Regions from separate parts of the Homo sapiens genome. Here region 1 is linked to region 2. The links are chromatin contacts, found by Hi-C or POLR2A ChIA-PET in ENCODE. All regions are on one chromosome and are shown on one strand. The core of a region is the stretch at or near the end of the contact, and the rest is flanking DNA. Distances in the headings are between cores, read along the strand shown. Region 1 holds the start of GNAL (G protein subunit alpha L). Region 2 holds the start of SLC35G4 (solute carrier family 35 member G4).

Region 1 (6,986 bases), core at 2,820-5,319, 80 kb before region 2:
TCTATGAGGCTATGAGATGATGTCTTCAAAGAGTACTTTCAAATGTGTTACAAGAAGCTGACTCTTTAGAGCTCACCATTCTATTCTTCAGACCATATCTCATCACATTTGTTTTTCACAGATTCATAGTCTAATAACTTTTATTATATATAAAGCATTTTCTGCTTCTCATATCCTTTATTTTAAAATTATGTTCAACTGTATAATCACATCAAAACAACACTATATTGTCACAACTCCTGATCCTATTTGTCTTATTTTTTTTTGTCAGTTTCTTGAGATGACAACTCTCCCCCCTTTAAAAAAATTCTCCCCTTTTTGAATTATTTTAATTTGATGCATTTTAAAAATTTTGGCTGAAGTAATTTCCAATTAATGTCTTTCCAGGTAGAGCATGGTGGCTCATGCCTGTAATCCCAGCACTTTAGGATGCTGACGTGGGTGGGTCAGTTGAGGCCAGGAGTTTGAGATCAGCCTGGCCAGCGTAGTGAGACTTGTCTCTATTCTTTTATTTGTTTATTTATTCATTTTTGAGACAGGGTCTCCAGCGCACCACCCAGCTAATTTTCGTATTTTTTTGTAGAGATGGGGTTTTACTATGCTACCCAGGCTGGTCTTGAACTCCTGAGATCAAGTGATCCACCAGCCCCAGCTTCTCAAAGTGCTGGGATTACAGGCGTGAGCCACCGCTGTGTCTCTATTTTTTTTTTAAGTTTCCTTCCAGAAAAATATGTGGATGAGGGTATACTTTGAGTACTTGCATATCCGAAGATTTATTTTACCCTCACACACCAACAATGGTTTAACGAGGTATGAAATTCTAAAGTTACACTTCTGTATCCTCAGACCTCTGGAAACGTGTGCTCTGCGATATTCTGGAGGTGAGCACTGGAGGGGAGAGCTCTGCTACCGCTCAGCCCGCGTCCCTGTTGAGATAACCTGAGTGTTTACTGTTTTTTGTTGTTGTTGTTGTTTCTTCAAAAATATTTCCCTTTGCTTTAGAAATTAGATATTTCAACAGGATACAACAGCTAGGTTTATGTTGTTTTAAATTATTCATTCTTGCAGTGGACAAGTCCTCTCAAACTCAATATTTATTGTATTCTAGATCTTAAATGAAAGTTGCATTCATTTATAAGCGGGCATCTTGCTAAAGTCATGGAATAGCTCCTTCTCCCATGCATAGCAGAGAGCACAGACCTGAACAACTATTCTTCCTTACACCTCACAAAATTGCGATCAAAAGCCCAATTATTATTATTTTGTCTTAAAATTTAAAAGGCAACAAGTAGTATCAGGAAATCGTGATTTTTTTTTCATTCTACGGTAGAGTGCATAGAACCATGTTTTCTAATTGTTGTAGGAGCACACGTATTTGCTATAGCTAAGCTCTGAAAAATACTACTAGGAGAGCAAGCATTTGGTTCCTTGAAAACGCTGGGATTCTGCACCCACCCTCCTGCACGCAGTTACACAGCGAGCACACTGCGGCCCGCCACCCTTTCGTGCAGCTGGTTCTCAAGCGGAGCAAATCTCCCAGAGCTGGGGTTGAGCTTCCAAAGTAAAATGCAAGTGCTTTGAGAAACCTGAGAAAAACAAGCAATGGGGAAAGGATTCCCTATTTAATAAATGATGCTGGGAAAACTGGCTAGCCATATGTAGAAAGCTGAAACTGGATCCCTTCCTTACACCTTATACAAAAATTAATTCAAGATGGATTAAAGACTTAAACGTTAGACCTAAAACCATAAAAACCCTAGAAGAAAACCTAGGCATTACCATTCAGGACATAGGCATGGGCAAGGACTTCATGTCCAAAACACCAAAAGCAATGGCAACAAAAGCCAAAATTGACAAATGGGATCTAATTAAACTAAAGAGCTTCTGCACAGCAAAAGAAACTACCATCAGAGTAAACAGGCAACCTACAAAATGGGAGAAAATTTTCGCAACCTACTCATCTGACAAAGGGCTAATATCCAGAATGTACAATGAACTCAAACAAATTTACAAGAAAAAAACAAACAACCCCATCAAAAAGTGGGCAAAGGACATGAACAGACACTTCTCAAAAGAAGACATTTATGCAGCCAAAACACACATGAAAAAATGCTCACCATCACTGGCCATCAGAGAAATGCAAATCAAAACCACAATGAGATACCATCTCACACCAGTTAGAATGGCAATCATTAAAAAGTCAGAAAACAACAGGTGCTGGAGAGGATGTGGAGAAATAGGAACACTTTTACACTGTTGGTGGGACTGTAAACTAGTTCAATCATTGTGGAAGTCAGTGTGGCGATTCCTCAGGGATCTAGAACTAGAAATACCATTTGACCCAGCCATCCCATTACTGGGTATATACCCAAAGGACTATAAATCATGCTGCTATAAAGACACATGCACACGTACGTTTATTGCAGCACTATTCACATTAGCAAAGACTTGGAACCAACCCAAATGTCCAACAATGATAGACTGGATTAAGAAAATGTGGCACATATACACCATGGAATACTATGCAGCCATAAAAAATCATGAGTTCATGTCCTTTGTAGGGACATGGATGAAATTGGAAATCATCATTCTCAGTAAACTATCGGAAGAACAAAAAACCAAACACCGCATATTCTCACTCATAGGTGGGAATTGAACAATGAGAACACATGGACACAGGAAGGGGAACATCACACTCTGGGGACTGTTGTGGGGTGGGGGGAGGGGGGAGGGATAGCTTTAGGAGATATACCTAATGCTAAATGACGAGTTAATGGGTGCAGCACACCAGCATGGCACATGTATACATATGTAACTAACCTGCACATTGTGCACATGTACCCTAAAACTTAAAGTATAATAAAAAAAAAATGCAAGTGCAGCTCAAGTTCTTTCTCAAAAGGCAGCAGGCCACACCCACCCACAACACTGTGATTGGAATAAAAGCTTTGCGGTCAAGCTAAAAGGCCTTATAAATCTCCTTTCATCTGTGTTCTTAAAACAAACTGCCAGCCTCCTCGTGTAGCAGGAAGTGAGAGGCTAGGGTAGACATCCCCGGGGATTCGACCCTGTGGAAGGTGATCAATCGAGGGGGAGACTTCCCAGAGAGGCTCATTAATTAGAGAGAGCGAGCGGCAGTAAGCTCAAGGCACTGGGAGGGGCAGAATCAGCCCGTAGTGTCCTCCCGGCTAGGTCAGGGGAACCATTCCACCCACAGTTTAAACGCTCTGTAGCCCGTCCGCGCCCGCCGCCCGTCCGGGTCCAGTCCCGGGATTCAGGAGCCCCTCCCGCCGCCGCTCCCCGGTGCCCGCCACCGCTCCCCGGTGCCCGCCGCCCCCGCGGGCCCGGCGCGCTGTCCCCGGGGCGTCAGCCGACCTCGCGGCCGGGACCTACCGAGCAGCAGGAGCCGGTGCGTCTGCTGCAGGTCGCGCTTCTGGTCGCGCAGCATGCGGTCGATGCCCCGGCTCACTTTCCTCGCCTCCTTGACCGCCTCGCGCTCCTTGGCCGCCTCGCGCTCCTCGGCACTCAGCTGCTCGGTGCGCTGCCGCTTCTCCTTCGGCTTGTCTGCTTTGGGCCGAGCGCATGCCGGGCTCCCTTCGCCGCCCCGAGGGAGCAGGGTCCGGGCCGTGTCCCTTGCGGCCGCCCGGACTGGGGCCAGGGCCGGGGCCGGGGCGGGCTGCGCGTCCTCCACCGGCGGCTCCGAGGCCGCGCAGGGGTCGTCCCCTGGGCCCCCGAAAAGCAGCGGCCGCAGACTGTAGCACAGACCCATGTGGGCGCGGCACAGCGGGGGCGGCGCGCGGGACTAGGGCAGGCTGGGCGCCGAGGGCGGCCTGGTTCCCGCGCCCAGTTCAGGCCGGCGCCTCAGCGGAGGGGCGGGAGGGGGCTGCACCCGGACCCTGTTCGGCGCTGCCGGCCGCCAGCTGCGGGAAGGGGGTGCGGCAGGCCGGGGCCGAGGGCCACAGCCCCTCACTGCCCCAGAGGGTCATTTTGCATTTTCTGCTGTGTGCAAGGGGTGGCGGCCGCCTTGGCTGGAGATCACTTGCTAACGCCCAGAGCGGACCGAACCGACGGGCCTCCGCGAGCCCGGCCCCCGTTACCGTAAATGCCGCCGCCGGTCCAGCCCTCGCTACCGTAAATACAGCTGGCTTTCGTTACCGTAAATACTGCCGCCCAGGCTGGTCCCCGTTACCGTAAATACCGTCGCGCGGGCGAGTATTCTGTACCGTAAATAATGCCGTCTGAGCCCGGCGCGCAGCTGCGGACAGTGCCGCAGTGGCTGTGCACTCAGCACCTGGAGCCGCAGTTGCGGCAATCAGAAAACCAGGGTGGCTTTGATCTTGGGCGATAGTAACCGAGGACGGAAAGCTGGGTGTAGGAATAGAGACCGTGGCTTTAAAGCCTTCAATTTCCCCAATCCATTTCTTGCAGAGATCTCTGCACCTTGCCACTCCCTTTTCTGTTCATTATCTTACACCCACGTCTGCACACTCTTTATCCCTACTTTAATAGTACTATACCTTTGATCTCTACAAAATCTCCAATTCTGGAGTCTGGTCCACGACACCATTTTCAACAATCTCCACCCTTAAAAATGAAAACCGAGCACATATAATTGCCATGTACTATTTATATTTGCTGAAATGAGAATATGAGATTATACACTGTATTTTCTTAATCCACAATATAGGGCAGAGAGGAGCAGATGCGCCTTCAGACTGGGTGCGCTCTCTCCATGACGCTGAGAAACAAGCCTGCCAGAGGTGCTATGTCTTCGGTTATTTCCCGCTGAATGCATAGCATCTTATAGAGCTTCTGCAACAGGTGAACATTTCAATATAGCTTGTGAAAAACCTGCTGTAAGATGTGTTCCTTGGAAAATGACATGGAATATTATAGCTGATAGTTAAATACATCTCTCATTAACACACCAGATTAGGCTGCTTAATGAAACACAGCATGCAGCACAGTGTGCACTGTACCCGTTGGCACTAGATGTAAATACTACATTGGATTACATTTTTTCTTTTTGAAACAGTCTGGCTCTGTTGCCCAGGCTAGAGTGCAGTGGTGCAATCACGGCTCACTGCAACCTCCGCCTCCCCGGTTCCAGTGGTTCTACTGCCTCAGCCTCCCGAGTAGCTGGGACTGCAGGCACCCACCACCACTCCCAGCTAATTTTTCTTTTTTTCTTTTTTTTTTTGAATTTTTAGTAGAGACGGTTTCACCATGTTGGCCAGGCTGCTGGTCTCGAACTCCTGACCTCGAGGGATCCACCCACCTTGCCTCCCAAAGTGCTGGGATTACAGGCGTGAGCCAGCGCGCCGGGCCTGGATTACATTTTTAAATCAAGAAGTTGGAGATCCGGCATTCACATTTCTTTTGGGGGTCCTACTGATAACAAATGTGCATACATGTACTACTTTTGACCTAACATTGTTCCCCAAATTTTGCTAAAATTATGGCATACTTTTAGATATTTGAGCAAAAGAAAGGAGGACTATAGAAAATCTAACTTGGGAAAATAGAAAAAGTTACTAAATATCACTGTCATTTTCGCTATTCATTCACTCATCCATCTATCCATTTATCCATTCATCCATTTAATTAAGTGCCTACAGTACCCTAGGCATTCTTGTTGGTGCTGGGTGAGGCAAAGACAGGGGTCCTCATGGAATTTATAGACTAATGAGGTAGAAATATACTCAATCATAAAAACACAGGTAAATATATTAATTGTAAATTACGCTAATGCCATGAAGGGAAAAAACAGGATTCTCAGAGTATAAAGGAAGGTCCTGTTTAAATCGAGATGGGGAAGAGTAGTGTGTGAGGCAGGAAAGGCTTTTGAAGAAACTGAGACCCAAGAGACTTACAGCAATTGCTTTTCTATTATAACTTATTAGCTAAACTTTATCAATATCATACAAGAAGGATAATATTTTGTATACTAAAGTCAGCTGAAAATGAAAACAAATATTTTATGGATTTTTTTTTTTAAGACAGGATCTCTCTCTGTCACCCAGGCTGGAATGCAGTGGCATGATCATAGCTCACTGCAATATAGAACTCCTGGGCTCAAGTAATCCTCCTGCCTCAGCTTCCAGAATAGCCAGGATTACAGGTGTGCACCATCAGGCCTGGCTAATTTTTTTAATTTTTATTTTGAGTAAAGACGAGTTTTCACTATGTTGTCTAGGCTGATCTGAAACGCCTAGGCTCAAGGGATCCTCCCACCTTGGCCTCCCAAAGTGTTGGGATTATAGGCGTGAGCCACCACACCAGGCCTAGAGTGGATTTTTATACTTAAGTACGTCAGTTAAAATGTGGCCCCTCATTGAATAATAATTTCAAGACAGTGATAGCAGAACATTAAACCATGTGTGTGGCCCTTGTATGAATTTGCAGGTCACAGGCCCATGAAGCTGGCTGTACTTTCTGACTTGAAATGTCACAGAATACAATTTGGAGCTGGGAGAAAAACCAGACCATTAGCAGTGAAATCCTAGAAGGAAAGAAACTTCAGAGGTGTGACCCCCTCACATTTGTATATCAAATCTACTCAAATCTTTGGCAGATCACTGAACAACAATGGATGGGGGAGACCTCAGTGGCCTGACAAAATACTAGAAAAGCTAAAAGAACAAAGATTTCAGGTGCTTCTCACTTTAGGGGAGACAGAGTTTGGAGTCTGAGTCAAGCCAAGTGAACTTTTTATAATAAGAAAACAAAAATCATTCATTAGAGAAATAAAACAGAACTCCAAGTCTCTACAACATATCATTCATAATGTCCAGTGTCAAACAAAAAGCACACTAGACATGCACAGAAACAGGAAAATATGACCCACAAAATTTGATGTAAATTGATGCCTAGATGACTCAACCGTAACAATCAGCAGACAAGGATTTTAAAGCAGCTATTATAAATATGTTCACATATTTAAAAGAAGAGATACACATAATAAATGAGCAAATGGAGAATCTCAG
Region 2 (7,525 bases), core at 967-3,466:
TCTGCCCGCCTCGGCCTCCCAAAGTGCTGGGATTACAGGTGTGAGCCACCACGCCCGGCCCTAGATTTATATGTTATTGTTAGAGATAATACAGATCATTTGTATGCTTTGCCCAGTTTTCATCAATGGTAACATTTTGCTAAGTTGTACTATAGGGACATCCCTCAGTATCCAAGCAGGATTAGTTCCAGGACCCTCGCAGATACCAAAATCCATGGATGCTCAAGTCCCTGATATAAAATGGCATAGTATTTGCATATAACCTACCCACATCCTCCTGTATACTTTAAATCATCTCTAGATTACTTTTAATACCTAATGTAATGTCAAGGCTATGTATGGCAGCTGTTATGCTGTATTGGTTTTTGATTATATTATTTTTTATTGCTTTATTCTTCACATATTTTCCATCTGTAGTTGTTTGAATCAGTAGATGCAGAACCTCAGGCTACAGGGGGTTGACTGTAATATCACAACCAGGATACTGACATTGATACAATGTACCAATGTTATCCAGAGATTCCTGGTGTTACTTGCACCCTGTGTGTAGGTGTCTCTATCTGTGTCTATTACGTTGCATACAATTTGATCACCTGTGCAGGTTCATGTATTCACCACCATAGTTGTAATACTGAACAGTTCTAACACTACAAGTCCCCTTTGTACTGTCCTCTTATAATTGCAGCCACCTCTCTCTTGCCCCTCTACCACCTCTTTCATCTCTAAGTCCTGACAACCACTGATCTGTTCTCCATTCCTGAAATTTTGCCATTTCAAAATGTTTTGTCAATAGAATTATACTGTAATGTTTTGGGACTGTTTCTCCCCACAAGCATAATTCCCTGGAGATTCATCCAAGTTGTTATTTGCTATCCAGTGTATTTTAATGTTAGACATTGTCTTTTTCATCTCTAGAAATTTGAGTTGAGTCATTTTTATATCTCTTATATTTCTAATTTTGTGGATGCTTTACTATTTTGAACATGTGGTGCATATTTATACTAACTGTTTTAATCTCCTTTTCTAGTCACTAATACATCATTTCTATGTCTGCTTCTGTTGATTGATTTTTATTTTCATGACGGGTCATTTTTTTCCTCTGAATGGTTAGGTCCTTAATTTTTTTTTTTTTTTTTGTCTTCAGTCTTTGCCTTTATTTATCCCTGTCCCTCCCAACCCCCAGGCTCCCAAGTTCTATCTCACTCCTCCACCTTCCCTGTCCTCTCACAGATGAGGTTCCGGGCTGTAATGATGGCAATGCTGCCCAGCACAACCCCTGCCCCCATGATGTCAGAAGGTGCCACAGTCTCATGGAGCATAAAATACTGCAGTATAAGGGCCATCACCACCTCGGAATGCAGGACAGCACACACCAGGGCAGGGTGGGCCTTGGTGACCGCATAGCCCACACATGTGAAGGAGACCAAGGTGAGGATCCCCACTGCCCCCACACAACTCCAACTCAGGAGGTCACTGGGCAACACGGGGGACTGCAGCACAAAGAGGCCTGGCACAGAGCCCAGCAGCCCCACCAAGCCAGATAGGAAGGCCACTGTTGGGAGGCAGGAGGGAAAGTGCAGAGAACGATAGACGAGAAGCCCCAGGGACAGCGCCAGTCCTCCCAGGAAAGCCTGCACATAGCCCAGGCCGGTGTAGACACCCGTGGTCCCCTCCTGTAGTGTCCAGAGTCCAGGTCCCACAATGATTATTAGTCCTAGGATGCTGCCCAACAGTCCACACCAGTCGTAGCCACTGAGAACCTGGCTCTCAAGGCAGAGGGTGAGGATGGCGGAGCAGACGGTGGAAGAATGTTTGCGAACAGTGGCAGCATTGCCAGTGGGCACCACCTGAACCGCACTATAGGCACATCCAATGTTGAGGACGTTGAGCAGGGCACAGAAGCAGGTGCGGCCTCGGATGTCAGGAGGTCCCAGAAGGGGGTCGCCACGCAGTTTAAGTAGCAGGGCAATAGGGAGGTGGAAGAGGCATCGACAGATGACCAGCTCCAGCGAGGGCAGGTTGGAAGCCTGGTAAGCCATACGAGAAAGGGGGCCCACGAAGCCAGCAGGCAGGCCCCCACCCAGCAGGGCCACCAGCAGGCCATTGGTGGCATCAGAGGGCTGGCAGCGCTGGTGCCAGTGGAGGCTGGGTGGAGTGGAGGGCGGCGATGGGTGTGTGGAGTCAGGCAGGTTGAAGTAGGGGTGACTGCCAGCCATCTTTCCTTGGACTTTCTCCTCTCCTCCTGGCTCAGGGAGCCTGGGCCCCTCAGAGCTCCAGCCACTGTGACCTCATTGGAGTTGGGGTGGGGTTCTTCCCTGGAACTATCCTGAGGTGGTAGCACGCCTATTTTCCCGCTGAGTCCAACTCTGCTTCTTTTCTTTCTTTCTTTTTTTTTTTGTTGATCATTCTTGGGTGTTTCTCGGAGAGGGGGATTTGGCAGGGTCATAGGACAATAGTGGAGGGAAGGTCAGCAGATAAACAAGTGAACAAAGGTCTCTGGTTTTCCTAGGCAGAGGACCCTGCGGCCTTCCGCAGTGTTTGTGTCCCTGGGTACTTGAGATTAGGGAGTGGTGATGACTCTTAACGAGCATGCTGCCTTCAAGCATCTGTTTAACAAAGCACATCTTGCACCGCCCTTAATCCATTTAACCCTTAGTGGACACAGCACATGTTTCAGAGAGCACAGGGTTGGGGGTAAGGTCATAGATCAACAGCATCCCAAGGCAGAAGAATTTTTCTTAGTACAGAACAAAATGGAGTCTCCCATGTCTACTTCTTTCTACACAGACACAGTACAATCTGATCTCTCTTTCTTTTCCCCACATTTCCCCCTTTTCTATTGGACAAAACCGCCATCATCATCATGGCCCGTTCTCAATGAGCTGTTGGGTACACCTCCCAGACGGGGTGGCAGCCGGGCAGAGGGGCTCCTCACTTCCCAGAAGGGGCGGCCGGGCAGAGGCACCCCGCACCTCCCGGACGGGGCGGCGGCTGGGCGGAGGCACCCCCCACCTCCCTCCCGGACGGGGCAGCCGGCCGGGCGGGGGCTGACCCCCCACCTCCCTCCCGGATGGGGTGGCTGGCCAGGCGGGGGAGGTCCTTAATTTTTGATCCCATTACAAACATTGTCATTTTCATGTTGTTGGGTGCTAGATTTACTGCTCTATATTCTTTTAAATGTTTCTGAGACTTGTTCTGTGATGCAGTCAAATTACTGGGAAATCTGGATGAGATTGGAGACTATTATTCTAAGTGAAGTAACTCAGGAATGGAAAACCAAACATTGTATGTTCTCACTCATAAGTGGGAGCTAAGCTATGAGGATGCAAAGGCATAAGAATGACACAATGGACTTTGGAGACCCAGGGGGAAAAGGTAGGAAGGGGAGAGGGATAAAAGAATACAAATTGAGTACAGTGTGTACTGCTTGGGTGATCAGTGCACCAAAATCTCACAAATCACCGCTAAAGAACTTGCTCTTGTTACAGACACCACCTGTTCCCCAGTAACCTATAGGGAAAAAAAAAAAAAAAGAAATGCAGGAGCTGAGTAATGGAGAATGTAACCCCTTGTAGAGATTTATGAGGTTTATTTTATATAGGAAATGCTAATAGAAGACTTTATATAGGAAATGCTAATAGAAGAAAGCAGACTGGCCTCTGTTTCCTCTGAACCATGGAAGAGTAAAATAACCATGAGTCAGCGGTTTGACTTAACTCTCTAACAGTGAGCAGGGCTGCTGGCTCTGATCACAGAAAGTGACCAATGCCAATTAGTAATCTTGTGCCAATTAGCACAAGGGCTGCTTTCACTGCAGTAATAAAAGTTCCCACGTGGCCAGAAACTTTTTGAGGGCTATCTCTGAGCCTTACATTAATCTTAAAAGGAAGGTTCCTTATGCATTCTGGCACTACTATGTCTGAATTGTGTGTGACCTAGAGCAAGTTATTAACTTCTCTGTGCCTCCATTTCCTCATTTGCCAAAATAGAGACAATAACATACCTAAGTTATAGGGTTGTAAAGAGCATTAAATTAGGTAATATTTGTAATGCAAGTTACCCATTCTCAATAAACACTAGTTGTTGTGAATGTAAAAAAATTACCTGGAAACGGTTTGATCCTTTGAGACTGAAATGACCTTACTTTATGGGTTATTTTGCCCCCTGGTGAGGTGATACCCTTTCTGGATTAGGTTTATTCCACTCCAGCTAGGGGAAATGTGAACTCTGACTGGTTCTGTGGGAACCCTAGGATCGTCTGCTTGCTGCTTTCCCGCTTTCTACCCCCAGAGCCTTAAATCAGCACAGCTTTAAAGTAAACCTCCATGCCAGCAGGCTCTGCGTACTCCTACCTGGCTCATATTGCTCTCTTCTGGAATGTCTTTGACATGTTTGCCAATTTGTATTTCAAAATAAATTTTATAACCAGCTTATAAACTTTATCACCACTGAAGTCTGAGCTGGACTTAGACTAAATCTATGAATTAATTTTGGAAGAATTATTTTTTGACCTTGAGCCTGTCTAACGACAAGATCTATCACCTCATATATTTAGCTCTTCTTTAATGTTTTTCAGTAAAGCTTTTAAATTTTCTTATAAAGAGACTGCATATTTAAAATTACTTTATACGTTTGGTTACTAGATATCTTCATTATTATTCTGGGAATTTCTATCAGATTTCTTTTGTGTGGAATTCCGTTTACTGACTCCCACTCTCGGCGTCCTTTCTCAGTGCTGTGAAGCAAACCCTCTCCCGTGGATCCATGATCACTTGTGCATAACAGGTAAAACATTTGAAACCTTGCATGTGTGAAAAGACCCTCTTCCTTTACTAGGATTGATAGTTTAGAGAGCTATAAAATTGTAAATTGGTAAGAAATTTTCCGCAGAATTTTGAATTGCAGCATTGTTTTCTAAGTTCTTGTGTTTCTGCTTAGAAGTTGGGTAAATCCTTATTCCTGATCACTTTTCCCCTTGAGACTATTTTCAGAATGTATTTGGCCAAAGAATCTGAAATTCTGATTATGTGCTTTTTGCATGGGTCATTTTTCATTAGTTCTTTCTGGGACATTTTCACATTCTCAGTGGAACAAATCCCATTTGGTTGTGGTGTATAATTATCTTTACCATTTTGTTTTCTTTTTACAACTCATTTAATTTATTGTCATTGCCGTTGGGGTACTCTGTTGGGGTAGTTTGATTGACCATTCTCCACAGCTGCCTCTGGAGATGCAGCAGACAGGTTCTAGGTCTCTGGGATGCATCATGCACAGGGTGGTACTAATTCCACTGGGGAAGCCCTCCATGGTCTTTTGTTCCCAATTCTGTTTCCTACTCAGTATGTGCTAACAGACAATTATTTTTGCTCTTTTCTCTCTTATGCTTTCTTGAATGGGTGGGAGATGTTTCTAAGGATTTTTTGCTTGTACACAGAAGAGTTTTTCCCTTCTCAGCTGTTTTCTGCACCTTGTTACTTTCTCTGGTCTTTTATTCGTAGGATGCCATCTTCTCCTCCCTCCCATAAGTGTTTGGTGGTCAGCTGTTTCCTGCCTACGGCTCGTCGGTTCATAATGCCCATTGGTTGTACTGCTAATATTTTGTTGGGGACTTTTGCATCTCTTTTCATAATCTATCAAATTTGTCTCTAGATTTCCTTTCTTATAATGTCTTTGGCTGGTTATGGTATTAGGTAATGCTGGCCTCATAGAATGAGTTAGGAAATATTCCCTCTGTTTCTATTTTCTGAAACGGATTGTTGAGAATTGGTATAATTTCTTAAATGTTTGAAAGTATTCACCAGTGGGCTTGGAGCTTTCTGCTTTGGAAGGTTATTAATTATTGATTCAGTTTTCTTAGTAGATATAGGCCTATTCAGATTATTAACTATTATAAACCAATAGTTTAATAATATTAAATTATGAGTATAGCTTAGTAACATTAAGCTTTTAGTGTGAATTTTGCTAGATTATGTCTTTCAAGGAATTGGTCTGCTTCATCTAGGTTATCAGATTTGGGGGCATAGAGTTGTTCATTACATTCCTTTATTATTATTGTTATGTCCATAGGATTAGTAATGATGCCCCTTCTTTCATTTCTGATATTAGAAATTGAAGTCTTCTCTTTTTTTTTTTTTGGAGACTGGATTTCATTCTGTCACCCAGACTGCAGTGCAATAGCATGATCATAGCTCACTGCAGCCTCAAACTCCTGAAATCAAGAGATCTGCCTGCCTCAGACTCCCACGTAACTAGGACTACAGGCACATGCCACCACGCCTGGCTAATTTCTATATTTTTTACTATTCATAGAGATGGGGGTCTTGCTATATTGCCCAGGATGGTCTTGAACTCCTGGCCTCAAGGGATTCTTTTGTCTTGGCCTCCTAAAGTACTGGGATTACAGGTATGAGCCACCATGCTGCCTCTTCTCTCTCTTTTCTTTCCTGGCTAGATGATTATCCATTCGAATGATTTTTTTCAAGGAGCCCAGCTTATATTGTTGATTTTTTTCTATTGCCTTACAGTTTTTCATTCCATTGATTCTTGTTCTAATTTTTATTATTTGTTTTCTTTTGCTTACTTTGAACATAATTTACACTTAAAAATTTCCTAGTGTGAAAGCTTAGATTATTGATTTTTAGATATTTCTTATTTTCTCATACATACATTCAGTGCTATACATTTTCCTCTAAGCACTGCTTCAAAGCAGCCCACAACTTTTCATAAGTTATATTTTCATTTCCAGTTAGTTGAAAATATTTTAACATTTCTTGAGACTTCTTCTTTGACCCAGAAGTGTTCTTTAGAAGTGTATTGTTTAATCTCCAAGTATTTTGGGGTTTTCTTGCTATCTTTTTGTGACGGATTTCTAGTTTAACTCCATTATTGTTTGACAGCAGACATTGTACGATTTCTATCCTTTAAAGTTTGCTAAGGTGTGTTTTAGGGCCCAGAATGTGATCTGTCTTGATGAATGCTCCATGATGTGAGCTTGAAAAGAATGTGTACATCGCTGTTGCTGGATGAAGTGTTCTATAAATGTCAAATAGATACAGTTGATTGATTGATTGTGCTGTTCAGTTCAGCTGTGTCCTTCCTGATATTTTGCCTGCTGGATCCGTTCATTACTGGTAGAGGGGTGTTGAAGTCTCCAACTATAATAGTGTACTTAATGATTTCTCCTTGTTGTTTTTGTCTCGTGTGTTTTGATGCTTTGCTGTTGGGTGCACACACCTTAGGGATTGTTATGTCTTCCTGGAGAATTGACTTCTTGTAATGCCCCTCTTTATCCCTTGTGTTAGTCTGTTTTAGCACTGCCATACAGAAATACCTGAGACTGGGTAATTTATACAGAAAAGAGGTTTAGTTGGCTCACAGTTCTGCAGACCGTACAGGAAGCATGGCGACTTCTGCCGGGCTTCTGGAGAGGCTTCGGAAAAGTTATAATCACAGCGGAAGGCAAAGGGGAAGAAAAGCAAGAGAGAGGGGGGAAGGTGCTACATGCTTTTAAATGAGCAGATCTCAG

Evidence for each region. A loop is a pair of places that touch in the nucleus more often than their neighbours do. ChIA-PET counts read pairs that join two places held with the same protein, here RNA polymerase II (POLR2A).
Region 1: a map with no recorded cell type shows a loop between it and region 2 (2.3-fold over the local background). The contact joins the promoter of GNAL here to the promoter of SLC35G4 in region 2. A Hi-C loop is called at or near these places in 1 of 37 single-sample maps with no recorded cell type. POLR2A ChIA-PET finds 5 or more read pairs at or near these places in 2 of 52 experiments (PC-9 and activated CD4-positive, alpha-beta T cell).

What each region holds. Positions count from the first base shown.
Region 1 is chr18:11,686,347-11,693,332 of GRCh38, reverse strand. GNAL (G protein subunit alpha L) reads right to left here and starts at 4,069. Exons shown (of 12, transcript NM_182978.4): 1 at 3,394-4,069. The coding sequence starts at 3,769. RefSeq lists an enhancer at 3,678-4,178 and a silencer at 4,117-4,266.
Region 2 is chr18:11,604,287-11,611,811 of GRCh38, reverse strand. SLC35G4 (solute carrier family 35 member G4) reads right to left here and starts at 2,216. Exons shown (of 1, transcript NM_001282300.2): 1 at 1,200-2,216. The coding sequence starts at 2,216. The coding sequence ends at 1,200.